2 separate regions of the Homo sapiens genome follow, and region 1 is linked to region 2. Evidence: chromatin loops called from intact Hi-C (ENCODE). Cell type or tissue: ascending aorta. All regions are shown on one strand. Links, peaks and the distances in the headings refer to the core of each region. The heading gives the core; the rest is flanking DNA. Region 1 overlaps PDE1B (phosphodiesterase 1B). Region 2 overlaps NCKAP1L (NCK associated protein 1 like).

Region 1 (2,904 bases), core at 220-2,719, 53 kb before region 2:
GTAGAGGGTTTATTCTTTCCAATTTGATTGAAGATTTTTTAAAAGTGAACATATAGTAGTAATTGTGATCAAAGAAAACCCTGTTGGTCTTGCCTGATTGCACCCAACTTGGTCCTGGGGCCCTCTCAGGGGCCACTGGGGTATGGGTGCAGTGAGGAGAAGCAGTTCCCTCCCCAACACCTTTATGAATGCCACCTCTTCCTCCCACCCCTATGTTCCCTCCCCAGAAACTGCAGAATGCATCCCTAAAACTCACGAGAGAGGCAGTAAGGAACCCAGCACAAAAGAACCCTCAACCCATATACCACCACTGGATTCCAAGGGAGCCAACTCGGTAAGACCCCAGGGCTGGGCTGCCAGGTCATAGGAGAGGAGGCTAATATTGTGGACAAAAGCAAGGGGCTAATATTTGGAGTCTAGGAAAAGGAAAACAAAGAACCAGCTTCAGTCCCTAAAAAGTTATTCTTTATGGTAAAAGGACTTGTATCTCCTCTGACAGACAAAAAGAAATGGATAGCTGCAGCAAGAAGGATTGAGATTAGACTTTGTGTAGGACTTCTGGCTCCTGGAATGGGTGAGAGCAGTAGGCCATGGATTTTTTGATAAAGGGGATTTGGAACCCGAAGGGAGATCCTCACCTGCCCAGCTGAAGTGGGCAGTGGCTCTCCCTGCCTGGAGGATGCATTGATGAGATAACTTCCTGAGCTTTGATTTCATAATCCGCAGCCCCCTGCATAGACTGGACACAGGAAGGACTGCTCTCAGACATCAGAACAAGCTTTCTGAGACATTAGATGTTGACAAATGGGATGGCCAGAAGGGGAAGGGACAAAATGACCCTCTGGCCTCTCACCTTCTCTTTCTGTCCCCTTTCCCCCATAACAGGTCTGAGAGAGGAGGAGGTATCTTGGGATCAAGACTGCAGTTTGGGAATGCATGGACACCGGATTTGTTTCTTATTCCTTCACTTTTGGGGAAAATCTCTTGTTTTTAAAAAGTGATAAATTTGGTGTTAGGTCCTTGGCACTTTCCTTCTTTTCCAACTGGGAGAATCCTTTCTCCCTGCCTTCTTGCCCTGCCCTCTCTGTAGCCCCCACCCTCCTGCCAAGCTGCCTCTGGGAAGGAAGAAACAGGAGCTAGGCAGAAGCCTTGAGCAGGGAAGAGTTCTTCCCTTAGCCCTGACTTTACTTGCTGTGGGAAGAGAGATGAGGGTCAGATAGGTGGGAGGACTAACTTCCAGGGTGCCAAGAAGGAAGAAAAGCCCCAGGTTCTCTTTTCTTATTGAGGAACGATCCGACCACCTCACAGGCCTGCCCTGCAGCTGGAAGACTCGGCGCTCTAAGGCCTGTGCCGTGTCCAGCTGTGACTGTGCGGTGGGCTCCATCTGCTGGACAAAAGGGGAACTGCACCATGGCACTTGGCCCATGGGAAAGAGGGTATGGTGGTGTGCCGATACCTCCTCGCCTGCCCTCCAAGCCCCAGCTGCCTTCCTTTTGGATTCCCAAGCTTCAGGATGTGTTCCCTCTTCCAGCTGTGGGACCGCTGTCCCTTATTTCAACCCGTTAGCAACAATGGATAGAGAACACAGTGGCTATTAATGAAGAGGCCCATGCTGGAGACTGGAAGGGTTCCCTTGTCCTAGACATTGAGGGGCCCAGATAAGACCAAAACCAAGCATAAGAGAAGAAACTGTCTCAGATCTCACGGCCAGGCCTCTCTCCTGCTGCTGTTTTTGATTTTCCCAGGTAGTGGGAGAGAGGAAAGGAGGGAAGGCAAGATTCTTTCCCCCTCCCTGCTGAAGCATGTGGTACAGAGGCAAGAGCAGAGCCTGAGAAGCGTCAGGTCCCACTTCTGCCATGCAGCTACTATGAGCCCTCGGGGCCTCCTCCTGGGCCTCAGCTTGCCCAGATACATACCTAAATATATATATATATATATATGAGGGAGAACGCCTCACCCAGATTTTATCATGCTGGAAAGAGTGTATGTATGTGAAGATGCTTGGTCAACTTGTACCCAGTGAACACACACAGTCAGGCCTGGTCTCCCTTCTTTATTGTTCTCTGGCTATAGCAGGGGTCTGGGAAACCAAGGGCAGGGGTGAGTCACATGCGTCTCTGCCCTTCTCGGGGTGGGGTAGGGTGGAAGTACCAGGGTAGCAGGTCTAGGAGACCATGGATGTGGATTTCGCATGAACAGGGCCCACTGTACAAATGCATGGTTGGTATTTACAAGAAAGAAGGAGGGCAGTCACCTGGACTTTGGCCTTTCCTGGGGCAAGGTGGGGGCAAGGAGGAGCCTGAGGAGAGGAAGGGGCACCGCGCCTGGCTGGGTTCTCTCCAGAGGACAGGAAGGCAGCAGCCCTGAGCCCCTTGTCCATCTGCCTTTCACCGACTACCCCTCACTTGTCTCAGGGGAGGAGCTTCTTAGTGCCTGCAGCTGGGCCAGTTCTGGGACGTGGAGAGGAGGGGACAGACCCTCTCTTTTAGCAATGCAGGATTACTCACCCTCCCCAGGCACCCTTGACCCTAACCCAGCTGGTGTCGATACATTCTGAAGGTGCTTTGCTGGGGAGATCCTCAAAGCACTTTACAGACATTGGTCGGATGGAGCCTCCCAGCCCCAGGGGAGAGGAAGGAGGCAAAGGGCTCCGGACTCAGGGCAGGCGACAAGCCCCAGGGGCCCAGACCAGTCCCAAGGAAGGTCCCAGGAAAGGCCTCCCGCAGCCCCTGGTCACAATGGCTCCTTTTGCCCCAGTCACTGTATCAGAAAGGGAGGGAAGGAAGATTCAGAGGATCAGGCTGGAGATGGGGCTGAAGCAGCGCAATTCTGGGGTGAAGAGGATGTCCTCTCCACCCCATTCCCAGGTCCTAGAAAGGTACCATGCCCTGAAGGAATCCACTC
Region 2 (2,862 bases), core at 363-2,862:
TGGAAGGCTGAGGCGGGCAGATCACAAGGTCAGGAGATCGAGACCATCCTGGCTAACATGGTGAAACCCCATCTCTACTAAAAATATATATATATATAAAAAATTAGTCCAGCATGGTGGCATTTGCCTGTAGTCCCAGCTATTCGGGAGGCTGAGGCAGGAGAATTGCTTGAACCCGGGAGGCGCAGGTTGCGGTGAGCCAAGATAGTGCCGCTGCACTCCACCCTGGGCAACAGAGCGAGACTCCATCTCAAAAAAAAAAAAGAAGAAGAAGAAGAAGAAGATGCCATGACAGCAGACCACTATTTAATAATTCCAAACAGGAGAATGTCCTCCTTATACTTTATCCCTTACCCTTCACTATTAGGTTGGTGCAAAAGTAACTGTGGTTTTTGCAATGAAAAGTAATTGCAAAAATTACTTTTGCACCAACCTAAATACATGTCCTAGTCTTTTATTCTCTGTGCATTGAAGGAAGGGCTCAGCTCCTTGACAAGAAGACCAGGCCCTGAGCTCACCAGAGATGTCAGAGAACTCCTCTGCACTGAAGTTCTGCTCCCCTTCTCTGGGCAGGCTGACGAAGGCCTGCATGGCTGGGGAGAGGATGATGGTCCCACTGCTTGCCTGTCTAAGCAGACTTTCCAGGTACCTACAGGGTTGGCCAAGAAAACATAGATTAGGATCCAATCCCTTCTCCCTACCAGCATTCCCTACTACTACCACTGAGCTCAGAAAGAAAAACTCTGCAAAAGACTGGGGTAGGGAGAAGAAACTCAAAGAAGATGGCACAATGTTCTAATTAACACCCCAAGCTGATGGATCAAAAACAACTGGCAGTACTGGAATTCCACTTTGCCTCTAACCTGGAGGGTATTTTGCTATACCGTCAAATGCAATAGCATGCACTCCCCTCCCTCAACCACTGCTCTTTTCCAACAGCTGTATTCCCCTCACCCTTACCCTCTGTCAGGTAAGACAGGCTCAACCTGGCAAGAAAAAAGTCACTACTTAATTAGACTCCTTTGAAATATACTCTCAAACCTCCTGGGCAAAGAGGTACCTGTGAGCACAGGTCATCAGTCTCCAAATATTTCCTCCTGACCTCTGGGCAAACTTAAAGGAGCTGGGCTACAGCCAATGTGGGTAGAGGAGGGCTTGACCAACCCGCCTCTCCCAGGCACTTGCTCTGGGTCTGTATCTAATAGACATCACAAGCTAACTGTCAGTGGGCCAAACCCAGTCAAACTTTTTTTTTCCTTTGAATTTACGCTGAAACGGCTGACAGGGGAAGAGGGGCTGAATCACCTTCTCTGGCACCTATGGAAAATTCTTTGTCAAAATTTTGAAACAGATTTTTACATAAAATATAAGGATTTAGTAGGGCAGCAATCAGGTGGAGCTAAGCGGTGGCTGTTCCCTTTAGAGGGGTATTCTCTCACCACCTCCTCAAAGTCTCTGCCTGGCCCATGTGGCACATCCATTTACCTTTCCTGCCTGGCCCCAACTGGCATTTGCATTTGCAAACTTTGTTTCCCCTTGTTCTGGGGGGTTCTTCTTTGCAGCCTGTCGCCTACTGAGCTGATTTTGGGTTAAGAGCGCCACCCAGTGGCTTGGGGAGGTAGAAATCCAGCTCCTTTCCATTCCTTAACATGTCAAAGGAAACAGTGCTGATTCCCACCTTCTCCAGTTGCAGGGAGGAGGCTCCCTTCTCTATTAAGAACAATAGTCACATCTGGGGACAAGGAGACGTTCCAGAGAGATGGTAGTAGGCAGATGGTTTTCAGAAGGAGAAGTAAGGGCAAAAAGAGAAATAAGAGAACTTTGGAAAGAGGAAGAGAGATCATTTGAAATTGAAACAGTAAGAATCCAAAAAAGAAAGGTTAAGAACTAGATATTAGAGAGAAAAGGTCAAATAACTGCAGGGTAGGCTGAAGGATGTTCCAGTGAGGGTGAGAAGGAAACTTCGTGGTGGACAGAAGGGGATCTGGGCTTGTCTCAGGTTATTGCTCCATTCCTCAAGGAGAAGCAACCCTCCATTTTGGAGTCTATGACCCTGGGAGCTAAAATGCTCGGGCCCTGAGGTCCTACCGTGTAAAGGAAAAAGTGCCAACACAAAGTAAGGCAGTGGAAAAGCCTAAGCAACACTGACCAGTTTGTGTAGAGTGTGGTGATTGTCTGTTCCCCACAGGAATCCAGTGGTTGTGTCTGCTGCAGGAGGGCGTTGCGGATGACTCTGGAAGCATCTGCACCCAAAAACTGGGCCAGTGACTGTATGAAACCAATGTATGCTTTGACTCCTGCCAACAGCTCAGAAGGCCGTACGATCTCCTGGGTCGTGGCATTGTAGCCAGCCAGCCACACAATGGCTCTAGGTGATTTAAAAAAAAAAAATTAGAATTACAATCATAATGGCAAATACAGTAACAATTGTTGAGTGTATATTGTGTTCCAGGTGCTGTGCTAGGATTTTACTACACATATTATCTCATGTAAACCTCATAGTAACCTAATAAGCTAGAGACAGTTATTATCCTCATTTTTATAGATGAGGAAACTGAGACACAGAGATAATAAATCATTGCTGACGACCACACAGCTGGCAGTGGCAGAGCTGGGACTTGATTCCAGTAACATTTGATCCCTAATTACTGTGCTTTTCTTCCTCCTCTGGAGAAATAGCTCAGGTAGTAGAAGACCTGGGCTCTCTAATTCCATCTAACTCTACCTGACAGTTCACACCCTCTGCATTCCCAGTGAAAGTATTTATCTTTTCCCCTTGAAAAGAATTAGTTCCGATCACTGCCAGAAATGGAAAACCATGCTTAGAAATCCTTGGAAGTATATTATAATCCTGAGTAGCCA

What was found. Peaks named below come from ENCODE experiments on the same cell type or tissue, not always from the same donor. Only the 100,000 strongest peaks of a DNase experiment are listed, where the experiment ranks them.
Region 1: a loop joins it to region 2, with 2.4 times the contacts of the local background. A loop is called at or near these places in 8 of 110 quality-filtered maps.

What each region holds. Positions count from the first base shown.
Region 1 is chr12:54,578,374-54,581,277 of GRCh38, reverse strand. It overlaps PDE1B (phosphodiesterase 1B), which reads right to left. Exons shown (of 16, transcript NM_000924.4): 16 at 2,039-2,904. PPP1R1A (protein phosphatase 1 regulatory inhibitor subunit 1A) reads left to right here. Exons shown (of 7, transcript NM_006741.4): 6 at 228-334; 7 at 886-2,032. The coding sequence ends at 891. Among named protein-coding and RNA genes, the nearest start is that of PPP1R1A, 8.8 kb to the left of the region's middle. In ascending aorta, for the core only: a CTCF peak has its summit at 1,398 (motif pointing left); a DNase peak (open chromatin) is centred at 1,357; H3K27ac peaks cover 451 bases.
Region 2 is chr12:54,526,034-54,528,895 of GRCh38, reverse strand. NCKAP1L (NCK associated protein 1 like) reads right to left here. Exons shown (of 31, transcript NM_005337.5): 21 at 2,150-2,368; 22 at 519-649. Among named protein-coding and RNA genes, the nearest start is that of PDE1B, 22 kb to the left of the region's middle. In ascending aorta, for the core only: a CTCF peak has its summit at 1,601 (motif pointing left); a DNase peak (open chromatin) is centred at 1,595.